Linked DNA regions of Mus musculus: all the other regions are linked to region 3. The links are chromatin loops, found by intact Hi-C in ENCODE. Cell type or tissue: left cerebral cortex. All regions are shown on one strand.

Region 1 (5,000 bases), 110 kb before region 3:
GCTGCCTGGGTGGAAGCAAGAGCCACTTGAGCCAGGCCTGGCACAGTCTCAGGGGTACCTTCTCCCTCATCCCCCCTGGCTCAGAGTACAGCATCAGAGGGGAGAGGTGCAGTCATCTCAGAGCAGCATGTCCTTGCTGGCTGGTAGTTTGAGCCAGCTGGGAAGACGTGGAGGTGGAACGTGGCCCAATCTGGGTGGGTCCCATTTCCTTGTTCTCTGCCTACCCTCAGATGTCAGATGGTACCCACATTAGATAGTTCCCCGGCAGTGCTGGGTGCTAACCAGCCTTGTTCACGGGGGAGAGGGTAAGGGCTCATTGGCCCCACAATTGGAGGGTGACTGGTTGACCTCTGTGACACATAACATCTTTTAGGGCAAAGTTCTGTAAGTGGCTATCTACTTAGAAAAAGGTTTGAAAGTATGTATAGGACACAGTGTGTAACTAAGCCCCAGGATACCTGGGCTTTAGTGCAAGTCCATACTGCCACCTAGTGGTGGAGGTGGCAGCTACTGCTGCCTGGCACTGGGCTTCCACCCCGTGCTGTTAGGAGCATTGGGATGGGCTGGCTGGTTATCTCTCTCTCTCTTCTCTCTCTCTCTCTCCTCTCTCTCTCTTTCTCTCTCTCTCCTCTCTCTCCTCTCTCTCTCTCTCTCTCTCTCTCTCTCTCTCTCTCTGCTGCTCATGACCCTGCATCCCTCTTACCTGCCACTTTCTCACCCTGCGAAGCTATGGCAGAAGGAAACTAAATTCAGGGCTGGCCAGGACACCGGAGCGAGACCCCATCTAAGATTTAAAATCCAAAGGGCTGGGCATACGGTTCTGTGGTGAAGTGCTTGCCTAGTGTATGTGTGGTCTAAGTTCAGTTCCCAGCGTTGAAAATAAAAGTCCAGGTGGCTGATCTATCTCTGCCATCAGATCGGCTCCCTAGGGCAGTTGCATGTAAGTCCCCTAAGGCCAGCAGGTGTGGCTGTGGCTGTATGAGAACTGGGGGGGGGGGGGGGGTTTGGGGGGAGGGCATACTGAAGATGGGATGTGATAGCCTTGAGCTGGCAGGTCTGTAGGCAGTGGCTAGCCTCACTCATCCCTGGAGTCAAGTCCCTAGAGCTCACACCCATCTCTCTGCAGGTTGGAGCAGCCCTACTTCAACGCCAACGCTCAGTTCTTCCAGGCACTGGGCCAGTGCTCGTCTCTGCAGCGCCTGTGCCTGGTATCTCGCAGCGGCACCCTGCAGCCAGATGCCGTGCTGGCCTTTATGGCCCGTTGCCTGCAGGTCGTCATGTGTCACATGTTCACCGGAGAATCCCTTACCACCTGCAAGAGCCTGCAGCAGTCGCTCCTCCGGAGGTGAGTGGCAAGGCCTGGCAGCTGACCGGGAGGTCTCAGACAGTACTGCTGTCCCCAGGACTCAGTGTCCTCAGCCCGTTACCGACTTTGAGGAGATGGAGCACCAGATTCTAGCAGCATGATCAGAGGGCCTGGCCTGCTGCAGGGGACTAGTTCCCATGGATAGTCTCTGGTCTCAGCCATGGAAGGCTGAGACAGAAAGAGCCCAGGAGTTAGGGCTAGCCTCAGGTACAGAGTTTATCCTGGAGTCTAGAAGCCAAAGTTTGAGTTTACTGTGTCTGATGTGGGCCCAAGAAAGACTTCTTGACCCTTCCTTCCTTCATCCTTGTAAAGGCTGGACTCCCGGCAATTCAGAAGCTGAGGCAGAACTGGGAATTTGGAATACTTGGTGAATTCAAGGCAAGCTTGGCCTATAAGCAAGGCCATTTCAACAAGCAAGTAAGGGGCTGGGAGTTTAGCGTAGTTGGTAGAGTGCTTGCCCAGCTGACACTAAGCCCTGGGTCAGTTCTTACAACATGGGGCTGGAGAGATGACTCAGAAGTCATCTTACTGCAGCTGGGACATGCCAACACGCCAGAGGCAGAGGCTAGCCTGGTCTACAGGTCAAGTTCCAAGACAGCCAAGATAGCCTCTCCTGGCCACTTTGGGCAACTGTGTAGATGTGAGGCATATAAGCTTATGTGAGCTCACATTACATGCACATACATACATACATACATACATACATACATAAACAGATCTCAGTCTCTGTAGTACCACAGATGTGTTAGCACATGCTTATGATCCTAGCACTTGCTGATGGAGGCAGGATTCAAGTCCTCTACTACATAACAAGTTTGAGGCTAGCCTGGGCTACATGAGACCCTGTCTTAAGACAGTGTAAGTAAAGAGAGAGTGGCTGGTCTGAAGAAACCCTCAGGGCAGACGCTGAGGCCTGACCCAGGCCAGCACAAAGCCTTCCTCTCTGCTATTGCTGGCAGCCTCGGGGCTGGGCAAGGCCCTAGAGACTGGCAGAGAGGCTGTTCTGTGGAGGCCTCTGCTGCCGCCTTGCCATCTGCAGGGTGGTGGCTCTGCTGTACACCCCTCCCCCACGGTGACAGCAGCCTTTCTGGGTCTTACAGTCTGCCCAGCTGTGCAGGGCGCTGAGCTGCAGGCGTCCAGCAGGTGGCAGTGTTGCTCTTGGCAGCCAGCCACCCGGTGCCCAGGGTGTCTGTGAAAAGTAACCGTACTGTCTGTCGTCTTTCCTGAAGCTTCTTTTGTTTGCTTAGCTTAAGAACTTTTTTTAGACAGGGTTTTTGTAGCTCAGGCTGCCCTTGAGCCCACTGTGATGCTGGACACGACCTTCCCCTCCGTATCCTCCCGCCTCCATCTCCTGAGTGCTGAAGTTATAGGTATAGAGCACTTTTGGAGTAGCCCAGGCTGGCCTTAAATTTGTGGCAATCCTCCTGCCTCAGCCACAATCCTCCTAGCACCTCACCCAGCAGGGTAGATGGAGCTCTCAGCCAGCAAGACTGGGGTCCCTTCCTCCCTGCACTGCACTGTCGGTTCCTGGCAGGATTATGCTTCGTGTCTGTCCCCGTGCCAGGCTGTACTCGTGCCTCAGGTCCCTGGGCAGTTGAGTTGCATCTTTCTCACCTTCCTTAACTGGCTCGGGGGCTTCATGTTGTGGGGTTGGATTTGGCTTCTCCCACCTCACAGGATGTATCTGTATTTAGGTTGCCTGTGTCTAATGCCTGCACAGTGTGGTGACTACATTTGTCCTTCAGGTTTTGTGTCCTGTGTCTGCCTGTCTGTCTGTCTCTCTCTTTTGAGTCTCAAGTAGCCCAGACTAGCCACTAACACGGAGAAGAATAATCAGAATAAACGTAACCTTCTGATGCCCGCTCGCTACTTCTCAGGTCTTGTCGTTACAGGCATACACTGCCACGTTAGATTTATGCCATGCTGGGGCCCGGAAGCGTCAGGCAAATAGTCTGCTGGCTGAGCCACGTCTCAGCCTTGGGGTTTCCTGCTTCTTGGTGCCATTCTGGGCATTGACATCTCAACCCTCCCCAGTACCAGGATGAGCTGCGTGTGTCCCCATGCCAGCTCCTTTTCTCTCCTGTTGCACCATGCAGCCCACTGGATGTGGGGCTGTGTTCTTCTGCAAGTCCTTCCCCTATTTGGGCTTCTTTGGCCTCATATGAGGTCTGAATTCAGCTCCTGGGGTCCAGACTCAGTGACAGAGGTTCCTGGTGGACCTTGGGGGTTAGTGGCCTCCCAGGCTGGTGAGCAGGGACTATCAGAGTTCCGCTTTACCCAGTGCCCACACATCTCTGCACCGCACCGGTCCAGTTTCCCATCTTCCCTAGAAACTTGTGCTGGTCTACCTGATGCATGGTTGCCTTGCCTGCTGCTGTCTGCCCACAGTGCTGTTGCGTCAGGGTCTGGGCCATGCACTTGGCTGTCTGATAAGCCCACCCTGGACTTCTCTCTCTCACCCCCACTTCAGACTCGGCAGGGAAGGATCCCTCATTCGTCCCTGCTTCCTTGGGCTCTCCCACTTGGGCCAGGCCTTGCAAACCCTGGGAATGGGGAGGGCCCTGTGTCCTCTGGTCACTGTGGCGCCGTGATACTGTGGCACTGTGGAGGTAGAGCCTTGAGACCCCAAGGCTCCTCCCAACCTTGTCTCTGGGGAGCAGCCTCATCTCCCAGGCACAACTGGAACCTGTCCATGACAGACCCACTCCTGCCCACCCTGGGTAAGCCGTGACATGGGAACCACTGCCACTCATCCCACCTGGTGCCTTCGGCTTCCCAGAAGGCTTCCTCTTCATGTCTGCCTGCTGCCACATGACCTAGGCATGACAGCTTGAACCCCATATGGGACTTTTCTAGGTCCTGTCTCCTCCCTGCAACAGGGCCTGAGCCCAGAAGCACGCGTGATGGCCCTGGCACAACCCCAGACAGTAGCAAAGTGAAGGTGAGGTCACTGCTCGCCGGGAGCAGTTACAGACCTGACATCTGTGGCCATGTCTCAACAGCCTCCGGCCTGAAGACTCAGGAATCCCAATCCCGAGTGCAGTGTGAGGCGCTGTCCTCCAGCTCCTCTCAGGCTAATATGACAGAGGTCTGCCGTCCACTGCGGTGGCCATGTCATTCTCTTGAGGCCAGTTGGCACTGTCTTCCCATGTGGGATCTTAAAGTATGTTTGTGTCTGTCCCCGTATGTTGGGCATATGGCCCTGGAAGGCCACCTGGCTGCTCCAGCCCCAGTGGTGTTCCATGTAGACATGGGGGGCATTCTTTCTGTAAGTTTCCAGCTTGCCAGAACCACAGTTAACAGCCCCCCCTCTGCTGCTGTGTTCTGGCAAGCTCCGGCCCCTGGCAGCCTCGGGGCAGCCGCGCTCAAAGCTGAGTGTGCACATGTGATTCTCCATGCCGGGAAGACAGGGTTCTGCGTCTGGTCTGCAGACTGCAGAGAAGTGCTCTCAGATGGAGCAGGGGATTGCTTAAGTCTGCCTTGGATGTCAGTTTCAGAGTGCAATCAGGTTGGGGGATGAGGCTTGGTCAGTAGAGGGCTCTCCTGGCGTGCACAAAGCCCTAGGCTCCAGTCCCCACATGGCACAGACTAGGCATAGTGGTTCAGGTTTATAATCCCAGCACTTGAGAGGTGG
Region 2 (5,000 bases), 300 kb before region 3:
CGTTATTCTGAGCCCTGGCTAACTTTTTCCTTTGCCTGATTGCTTTATTCTAGTCAGAACTCAGCTGCATGGAAGGCAGCTGCACGTGCTCCTTCCCAACCAGTGAGCTGGAGAAGGTGCTCCCCCAGACCATTCTGTACAAATACTATGAACGGAAAGCTGAGGAAGAAGTCGCTGCAGCCTATGCTGATGAGCTTGTCCGGTGAGTGCTGACAATCTACTCATTCCCCAAGGTAAAGTCTGCTTTTACCAGGCAAGAAGATTCTGTCTGGATTTTCTGGCCCTTCTTGCTATTGCAACAATCAGTTAAGCTTATAATGAAAGCATCTATCGATGGCTCTGCCTACACCTTATTTGTTACCTAGTATTCTAGCCTGTAGCTGAGTCACTGCACCCTGGGAGGGAGGAAGAGTAATGGTTACAAGGAATCCTTGAGAGCTTGAGGTATGTGGTTGACAGTAAGTTTGGACGTTGGCATGGTGCCTGTGTTGTCCCTGTAAGTGCAGTGTAGGAGGCAGCTCAGTCTAGGCTGTAGTGATAATTAAGGAATACAAAGCACTGTCTGCCATGCTTAATCCTCCATCTTGGTAGCACAATCCCAGGAGACCCACCTTTAAACATCTTGAGTGATGCCGCTTTCCTGTTGCTCCAGGTGCCCCTCCTGCAGCTTCCCTGCTCTGTTGGACAGCGATGTGAAGAGGTTCAGCTGCCCCAACCCACGCTGCCGAAAGGTACGGAGGACAGTGGTTTGTGTTTCTAGCACCTTGCTTGAGTTTGGCTTGCACTATGCAGGTGGCCTGTGTAGGCTGATGCATGAGAATAGTTTGCCTCTTCCATTCATGAAGCAAGAGAAGGTTGGTGATGGCAGTTGGCATAGTTACAGAGATGAAATTACTTGTGGAAATCCAATTGCAAAGTTCAGGATTTCTCGTCTATGTCATTTTATAAAGACAGGTGCTGTGAAAATGTGTCTTCTTCTGCTGTGTCGTATATTTTGCTTGCTCTTTTCCCTGTCCTGTACTCAAATACAGCACATACACACCTGTAAGTTAGGGAAAATCTGTATGGACATATAGAATTCTGTAATAAGGTAGTTATACATAAGTCAATTAATATAGAATTTGAAAGGCAAAAAACGTAAAAACTCTTCAAAAGTACTAATGGATTCACAACGTGTAAGAAGTGGCAGGTTTTCCCTGACTGAATCTGCATTTCATAACTACCAGGACCCCTTTGCCATCAGCCGCTGGCTCCACTCCGACAGTCTTGCAGTGAATTAGCCCGTTGTAGGGGAAGGAGTTTCAGTTTATTTGGCTCTGTGCTGTACGTCTGCTTATACCTCTTAATCAAGAAACTGGAGCAGTTCCGAATGACCATCCATTGCAGATGCAGGGACGTGGCGGCCAGAGACCTCATGTGCAATTTCTTAAGTAACCAGATGCAAGTAGCAAGAACTGAACAGCAATTGCCAGGTCTAGGCCTAGGGAAAATAGGAGTTACTAGGCAGTGAGCACTTTGAATCAGGCCAGATGAAAAGTTCTTTATCTGTTTATACAACTTTATAACTGCTTATAGCTAGCAGTTCATAATGCACTGCACATCATGTGTTCTCAGCTTTTGCAAAGGACAGGGCATTTAGTTCACTTTGTGTTCTCCTGCTAAGATGGACACACGCCATGATGGAGAAATGGCTCTGTTGCTACTAAGCTTCAGGTTTGTCTCAGCAGCAGCTTCAGACCCCAAGGGTCAGAGCTGGCTGGACATCTAGAGAAGAGGAGCGGGCTTAGAGTGAGGCCGGGTCAGGCCATGTAGTTGGAAACGGAATGTGAATAAGGCAAGGTGCAGGAGAGTCCTTTGCTTCCATCCACTGCTTCCATCCACTGCATCAATGATTTAATGGGAATATGGAGGGTTTCAGCAGGAAAAAAAACAAGTGCCAACTGTGTGTTTGCCTGGTGCCTTCCAGTACAGTTCTCAGTGCACACTTGCGAAGTGACTAAGTCACCCATTCTAAAGAGACTGAGGCTGGAGAAGGATCGTGGAGTCTGGAGTTTGATGCAGTAGGGAGATGGTTACTGTGCAAATGTTGGGTGGTTCTCAGAGCTTCCATTTGCTCATTCATCTTATTTACAGTATCCACAGTGAAGAGATGTAGCACAGGATATTATAGCTTCCAGGACCATCTGTTTCAAAATTTAACCTTTACCTATAGATAAAGGCACTCATGCTCTAGGTTCTTTTTCTGCTCTTGGAGGAAAGTGTCTGTGGGAGATAAGATAAAAACCAAACCTATAATACAATGCAGAGAGGCATCTGTACGAAGCTGTTTTGTGTGAACTATGGAATAAGCTGCCACTAGATGGCACTAGCATTCCACAAGAAAAGTGCCCTCTCCCCCTTGGGTATTTCCAAAGTAGATGTGTCAGCACAACTGTCTTGTAAGCAGAATGGACAAAATTCTTTGAGGTTAGTGCTAAAGCAAACTACTGTGTGCATTCAGATTTAATGGCAGAGATGGTTGTGCTGTGAGGACATCTGCCTTTTCCTTTGTACTTGCCCCAGTGTGGCGCCCTTTCTCTTCAACAAGATGGTGGAACTGACAGTTAATCCTGGAGGATTTTGTATAAAAAGTGAGCCATGAGCTAATTTTGTCCTATGTAAGACCAAAGGCATCTGCTTTCTCACTGCAGTGTTTGCCAGGAAGCTACACTCAAGTTAGAGTTTCAGGAACCTGTCACTCTGAGATAAGGCTTTGATAGTGGTGCATTATCTGGGAAAGACTTGGTGCCCAGAATCCCTGAAGACTGAGACTTAAGACTGTCCTATAAAATAGGCAGGCTCTCATGGATGTGATGGAGTGTGTATCCAGACCTTCATTTCTCTGGTACACTCTGACATAAAGAATTCATCAACTTGACTCAGCATGTTGCTTTTAACAGTGGTTAAGTATGTTTGATATGGAGTGGAAGAAGGTATATTTTGGCAGGTTCTGAGATGGTTTCCAATATTCTATGGAATACTTTTTCCGTAGGTTCAAACATTTCCCTGTTGAATCTTTCTACCCTCTTAAATATACAAGTCTGCTTCTTATTCCACAGTACACATAGAGCTTTTTCAATGTGGAAAATTAGAAAAATTCTAGTAATGAGGTATAGATTTACCAGTGCACAGTAAGCAAGTACTAAGGAAGGAAAGATGGCCAGTGTAAAGAGTTGTATGAAAATAACATGAAGAAAATCTTGTTTGGATTCTTTCTGTGGACACTGAATGTCTATCGGTTGTGTAATCAGTCACCCATCTCTGCCCAGGATCACTTGAGTTTGGCTTATTCGTCAGTTTCCACCTACATACCCTCTTCCATGCTTGTCTTTCTTACAGTTGTCAGGTCCTGTGACAGCCTCTGTAGCCTTCAATGCTCATAACTCAGAGTCTGTGAAATATTACCAAAATTTACGTCTGCAGTAAACCAGTTTGTTGTTTAAAAAAAAACAAAAAACAAAACCAGCAATCTGCAGCTGCCTGCTGTAGCTGAGTGGCTATGTGAAGAGAATGTAAATTATCCAGCTGTCATTGCCAAGACAACTCTCCAGCTGTGGCACCAGGCCATTGCCACTTACTGGCCACGTACTAATTGGGGAACCTAGCTAGTCTGCTGACTCCTGGACTAAACCAAGCCTTCACATTATCCAGAGATGATGAAGCTTGGCCTTCATGCTCCTTCTGTCAGGGAGGACCTTTAAATCAGGAAGTTACAGTGACAAGAGCCAAAAGTCTTGGTGACAAAAGATTCTGAAGCCTGTAGGTGAGGGCTCACTTACTGGAATAAAGTCCATACTCCATTATTGGAGTCAGAAAGGGAGGAGTTAGAATAAGAAGTCCTTGTTATGAATGTGGTCTGTTCTTCCTGCAGTTTCCAGAGAGGTCGTAGTGAAGAGCTTCAGGTCTCCGGTGCTGTGGTGTTGCTGAGCTTTCTGTGTGTCCATTAGGGATGGAACAGAGCCCTTGACTCACCACTGGTCACTACAGAGAGACTGTGCTAAGTGGACACTGAAGCTTGACACCAGGTGATGTACAGTAGTAGAGCTAGAAACCCGAAGGAAAGCCCCAGGGCATCCCAAGGCCATAACTGGAAGCTGTCCTTCCATCAGACAGCAACAGTTAGTGCAAGTCCCACACTAGCAAAGGGCTTCAGAGTTGCACTGGTTTTGCTCAAATATTTCTGTCAAATTCCACTTTTACATTTCCTGTAGCAGGGGTTAGAAAAGCAGCTCAGTAGTTAACAGCACTTGCTGATCTTGCAGAGGGCCTGGCTTCAGTTCCTGATACAGTTTTGAACTGCCCTTAATTCCAATCTTAGTGATCTAGTGCTGCCTTCTGGCCTCCATAGGCACCAAGCACACACACAGTACACATGCATATATTGCAGGCAAGATACTTATATGCATACAGTAAAAATTAGTCTTAAAAATTTCTGTCAGAACAGCACCATACATCTGTTCTTCATGGGTTTCTTGACCCTGGAATGATTTTTTTTTTAAAGATGGATTCATTGATTGAAATGATTGATTATATGTGTGTACATTGTAGCTGTCTTCAGACACTCCAGAAGAGGGCATCAGATTTTTGTTACGGCTGGTTGTGAGCCACCATGTGGTTGCTGGGATTTGAACTCAGGACCTTTGGAAGAGCAGTCAGTGCTCTTAACCGCTGAGCCATCTCACTAGCCCCCTGGAATGATATTTGACAATTACACAGGCATGTCTGCTAACTGTACATGCCATCCTAGTCCTGGGACGAACCAGAGAACAGGTGTGTGTGTTTCCAAGAGTAAAAAATGCACCAGTGGCTAACACTGCTTACCTCATGTCCCCATTTCTCACTGTGAGTTAAATAAATCCCACATTTGCCATTATTAGCAATGACTGCCTAAAAGGAAGAAAGATAACTTACCCCATACAGGAGAAGAAAATATAAACTAAGACCTTTTGTTTCCCCCTCAT
Region 3 (5,000 bases):
CAGAATATGTTTTATTCACAGATTTTTTGTTTTGTTTTGTTCTGTTTTTGCTTTTAATTATAAAATAAGGCTTGGTGGCATAGGCCACCCATCCATCCCAGCTACATGGGAGCCTGAGGCAGGAGGATTGTGAGTTTAAGGCCAGTTGGATTAGAGAATAGAAGGCCAGCCAAGGCAACTAATCAAGACCCTGTTCTCACCATAAAAAGTAAAAAGAGGGCTGAGGTGTGGCTCAGTGGTAGAGCACCTGCCTAGAATCCCCCAGTGAGGGGCTGGGGTGTGGCTCAGTGGTAGAGCACCTGTCTAGCCAAGAGGGTCTTGGTATCATCCCCAGAAGTGCAAATTAAATAAGTAAATAAATAGTCCCCTTTCTGGTTCAAGTGTCAGTTGGGATAGTAGAGTGCTTGCTTTAGCCATTGACCATGGGTTCCATGTCCAGTATTGAAGTGGAGCTAGGAGCTGTGAGAAACGTGTATAACCAGAGGTTCCATTGTGATGGACTTAAGCCCCCAGGCCCACCCCCTCCCCCCTGTGTCTTATGAAAGCAAGAGTTTTGAGCAGGTGGGTGGGATGTTGGCAGCAAGAGGGGTGACTCTGTGGGTAAAAAGGCACCTATCTTGAGCCCTGGAACTTATGTAGTAGCAGAGGAAAACTGATTCGCAAAAGATGTTCTCTGAATTCCACATGTGTGCTGCGGCTATGTTAGATCCTCTGCAATTCCCCCAACCCACCCATCCCCCCAAAAAAGAGAATTTAAATGCTCTTGGAACCGAAGTTGAGCAATCAGGACCTAACATTAAGTAGAGTCTGGGTACTTAAGTCGTCTTGAGTCTTTTTCTCCTGTGATTATCCGGTTGGTTCTTCCTTTTTCTGCCTCTGTCTCCTGTTCTACTTTTCTCTGTTGACCTCGTTTTTTGCCAGGCTCGTTCTCCTCACTGGGGCTTCCAGGAGTTCCTCCCATGCCTTCTGGCCTGCTCAGCTGGGCTGAGTCTGTATCTTTCCCAGAAATTCTAGGAAGAACTCTGAGACACCTCATCCTGGGCCCACTGGGGTTCATGCTTTTTAGTACAAAAAGCCTGGGGAGTCGGCACCAAGGGTAACGCCCTGTTGCGTGAGTGTGAAGATCCCTAGAACCCATCTGAAGCTAGCTAGGCGTGCATGCCTCTGAAATTCCTTGGTTGCTCCAACAGAATTGGAGGCAGAAGGAGAAGCATTCCAGGAATTCAGTGGCCTTTGAGCCTGTTGTCTACACAAGAACAAGACATACTTTCTCAGATAAGGAGGGAGACTGACACCTGACTTGTGTGTTCTGTAGGGGTGGGGCCACTCACCTATGAATGCACACATGCACACACAAACGCACACACATGTGTGCATGCACTCACATGCATGCACCTGCACACATGTACACACACACACAGAGGAAGTCCTTTTGTTTGGGGAGCAGGGACTGCTTTCATGCACCTCTACACTGGACCCCTGTTGCTTTTTTGAGGAATCTCTCCCAATTCTACTAGTGACAAACCCCCAAATCAAAGGCCAGCCATGAGCAACATCTGGACCCATCTCTCAGTCACCCCCTAGTAGTGACAGCCACAAGCTGATGTGTGTGCCTGGGCCCCTTTGACTAGAGAGTTTCTTTCATTCTTTTTATTATTTTTTATTTTAAAGACAGATATGAAGCCCAGGCTGGTCTAGGAGTTAGAGCAATTCCCCTGCCTCGTCTTCCTGAGTGCTGGGATTGTAAATATGCTGTAGACCTATCCAGTCATTTTTCTTCTGTTTGTAGATGCCTGACCTTTGCCTGTCTTTGTTTTTAGACTTTGACTCCCTCTGGAAGGTTCGTTCTCGTTCTCTCTCTCTTTCTCTCTCTCTCTGTCTCTCTCTCTCTCTCTCTCTCTCTCTCTCTCTCTCAAGTTAGGGCCTGCCCTAATAATCTCTACCCTCTGTAGAAACCATTGTACATAGGCCACACCCCCTTGCGCCTGGTTGGTCGGAATGTCGCATACCTGCCGTGCTGGTATTTAGCAGGCTGCAGCAGGAGGCTCTCAAGATGACTAGGATTCACATCCAATTTGCTAAGTTAGGGGTCTGGCTTGGAATGTGTCTTCTGGTGCGCTTTGGACCAACCAGGCTGGCTGTGTGAAGGGAGAAGGAGCAGGCAAACAGCCGTCCCCTTCTGTAATTTGGCTTCCACCATCCTCTGCCCCCATGGGGATGCTGAAGCCATAGGGGTGGGGCAGAACAGGCTGGCCCACTTCAGTCTGATGTGCTAGGAACCTGGTGGGTTCACTGCTGCATGGAGTTCATTTATTTTACAAATAAAACCTGGGCTGGAGAGATGGCTTAGCTCACAAGCCAACATACAAGCATAAAGCCCTCCCGCTGGGTGGCACAGGGCTGTCATTGCAGCTGTGAGAGCCAGTCTGAAGAACTGTTGTAAAGCAAGAAGGTCTGAAGCTGTAGCTCAGGGTACAGTGGGTGCCACACAGAGCCCTGGTTCCATCTCTTGTTCTGTATAAGCCAGGTGTGGTGGGATAGCCTGTCACCCGGCAGAACCCAGAGTGTCTGGGGCTCAAAGTCACTCTCTTGTGTCCAGGCTAGCCTTGACACATGAGGTGCTGTCTTAAAAACAAAAAAGAAATGGAGACATCTTTAGGAGTCCAAGGCCAGCCTGGTCTACCTAAGTGAGTCCCAGGTCAGCCAGAGTAAAACAAAATAAACAAAACAAAATAAAAATTCAATGATTATATAAATAAAAATAAAAAATAAAACCCCAAACCACTGATTTTTCAATGAGCGAGGAGGAGGTTTTTTTTTTTTTCTTCTTTTCTTTTTTGTCACCTCTGTTGGCAGCAGTAATTCTGGTTGTAACCGGTTCAGGAAGACACTGTTGCCATCTAGTGGGGAGAGTCAGGGAGGCTTCAGTGATTGATGGAGCTTGTACAGGACAGTCCCCAGCAGAGTCCATCCCGCATTAGGAACAGGGCTGCGGAGCCTGATTATTGTTAAGGGCTGGGATTACTCACGCTCACCCTCTAGGCCTTCAGACACGGGGGGAGGTTTGCATTTTTTTCCTCAAGCACGCAAAACTGGTTAACTTTGAGACTGGAAAAAAATATCAGTTCGAAAATGCAAAGTGAACCAACGAGACAGCTCAGTGAGGGAGGTGCTTGCTGCTAAGCCTGAAGATCTGGGTTCGATTCTCTATAACTCAGGATGCAAGTAGAGAACCAATTCCTGGAAGTTGTTCTTTGACCTCCGCATACACACTGTTGTGTATATAGCACATTTTCTTTCTCTCTGTTTCTCTTTCAAACACATACACGTGCACATACACACACGCACGCGCGTGTACACATGTGCGCGCACGAACACACAGTAATAAGTTAAAATAAAAATAAAATTAAAATAGTAAGACACGGTGGTTGCAAGTCTCTAATCCTAGCGCTTCGGAGGCTGAAGCAAGAGGCCTGTGAATTTGAGGCAGCCCTAGCTGAATTCAGCCAGGCATGGTCTCACAGAGCTCAGGAAGCCCCAACTCCTTATGCAACAAAGGATAACCTTGAACTCCTGACCCCCCCTGCCTCTGCTTCTGGGGTACTGAGATTACTGTTGTGGGCCAGTATGCCTTTTTACATGGTGCCGGGAATTGAACCTCAGGCTCAGTGCTTGCTGGGCAAGCACATTATCGACTGAGCCAACATCCCCAGCCCTACACTGTGTTTTAGTGTTTATACGGGAGGCTGGGTGTGTTAGGAATATTGGAACACGAGAGTACATTCCTGAACTCTAGCACACACGGGGTCACATCCTCCCCCAGAGGAGACCTGTGCGTGTTGGGGCATTACACCTTTCTCCTTGATTTCTGCTTTTTAAGATACACGTTTTTGTGTGTATGTGTGTGCAGGCACATGTGTGTTAGTGTTAGGGGCACATGCCGTGGCACGTGTGTGGAGGACTGAAAACAATCTCTGGGGTCTCTTTTCCCATCACACCCTGCTTGCCACAGGCCATGCCAGGTAGCTGATTAGGACTTCTGGAAAATTTCCTCTGCCTGCCTCCTGCCTCCGCTTAGGAACACTGCAACTGTAATGTGTTACTGTGCTGGGCTTTACCCACGTCCTGGGTATTTGAGCACAGTAAGCCTTTCTCTCAGCCACCTACTTCTCTAGTCAAGTTTGTGCTTTTTATTTCTCTCTCTTTTATTCTTCTTCCTCTTCCCCCTCCCCACCTCCTCCTCCTCAAAGGGTTTCTCTGTGTAGCCCTGGCTGTGCTGGAACTCACTTTATAGACCAGGCTAGTCTTGAACTACTAGAGAGCCACCTGCTTCTGCCTCTCAATACACACACACACACACACACACACACACAATTTTAAGTGTGTGTGTGTACTGTGTGTACGTGAGTGCTGGTACAGGAGGCTTGGATTTCTCAGGAGCTGGAGTTACAGGCGGCTGTGAGGTGCCTAAGTGATGGGTATTAAACCCAGATCCCCTTTAAGAGCAGAATGTCCCCTTACCCGCTGAGCTGTCTCCAGCCATTTGTGCTTTCCCCCCTCCCTGGAATTTATTTGTTTGTTTGGAAAGAGGGTCTCTATATAGCCTGAACCCAGTCCTCCTGCTGGGGTGACGGGTGTGAACCACACCTGGTTCCCTAGACCTGTTTTCTGATGTGGGACACAACATATTCACTAAGGAGAAATCAAGTAGAGACGCGTGGGGATATCCATTGTCCTGGGAAGGAACCTCTGCTAGTGTTTGGTTACTCAGAAGTATTCCTGGCCTTTCACACACAGTGCACTAGACCACAATGCTGTGTGGCTGTGTGGCCCAGAGCCAGGGCTGACTATAGTATCTGGGAGTTTAATCTGGCCTCTTGATGGCTGGCTGCATGGGTACGGCCATCTTGCCCGTGGTCAGGTCCCAGCACTGACTTCCCTGACCTCTCTCCCTTCCCCAGATCCAGAGCCAAACCTGGTGGTGCGACCCTCCCTCGAAA

The links. Hi-C counts contacts between places; a loop is a spot of excess contacts. Peaks named below come from ENCODE experiments on the same cell type or tissue, not always from the same donor. Only the 100,000 strongest peaks of a DNase experiment are listed, where the experiment ranks them.
Region 1: a loop joins it to region 3, with 6 times the contacts of the local background. A loop is called at or near these places in 20 of 42 quality-filtered maps.
Region 2: a loop joins it to region 3, with 2.0 times the contacts of the local background. A loop is called at or near these places in 9 of 42 quality-filtered maps.

The regions. Positions count from the first base shown.
Region 1 is chr5:142,875,003-142,880,002 of GRCm38, reverse strand. It overlaps Fbxl18 (F-box and leucine-rich repeat protein 18), which reads left to right. Exons shown (of 5, transcript NM_001033312.3): 4 at 1,127-1,345. Among named protein-coding and RNA genes, the nearest start is that of Fbxl18, 18 kb to the left of the region's middle. In left cerebral cortex, CTCF peaks have their summits at 489 (motif pointing left), 2,494 (motif pointing right) and 4,899 (motif pointing right); DNase peaks (open chromatin) are centred at 488, 1,172, 2,479 and 3,000; H3K27ac peaks cover 1,814 bases.
Region 2 is chr5:143,064,048-143,069,047 of GRCm38, reverse strand. Rnf216 (ring finger protein 216) reads left to right here. Exons shown (of 17, transcript NM_080561.4): 12 at 54-202; 13 at 653-731. Gm43380 (a long non-coding RNA gene) reads right to left here. Exons shown (of 3, transcript XR_003955828.1): 3 at 726-2,262. Among named protein-coding and RNA genes, the nearest start is that of Gm43380, 28 kb to the right of the region's middle. In left cerebral cortex, a CTCF peak has its summit at 2,360 (motif pointing right); DNase peaks (open chromatin) are centred at 2,375 and 3,599; H3K27ac peaks cover 1,828 bases.
Region 3 is chr5:142,766,050-142,771,049 of GRCm38, reverse strand. It overlaps Tnrc18 (trinucleotide repeat containing 18), which reads left to right. Exons shown (of 28, transcript NM_001122730.3): 11 at 4,962-5,000. Among named protein-coding and RNA genes, the nearest start is that of Gm31365, 44 kb to the left of the region's middle. In left cerebral cortex, a CTCF peak has its summit at 2,909 (motif pointing left); DNase peaks (open chromatin) are centred at 2,913 and 4,177; H3K27ac peaks cover 872 bases.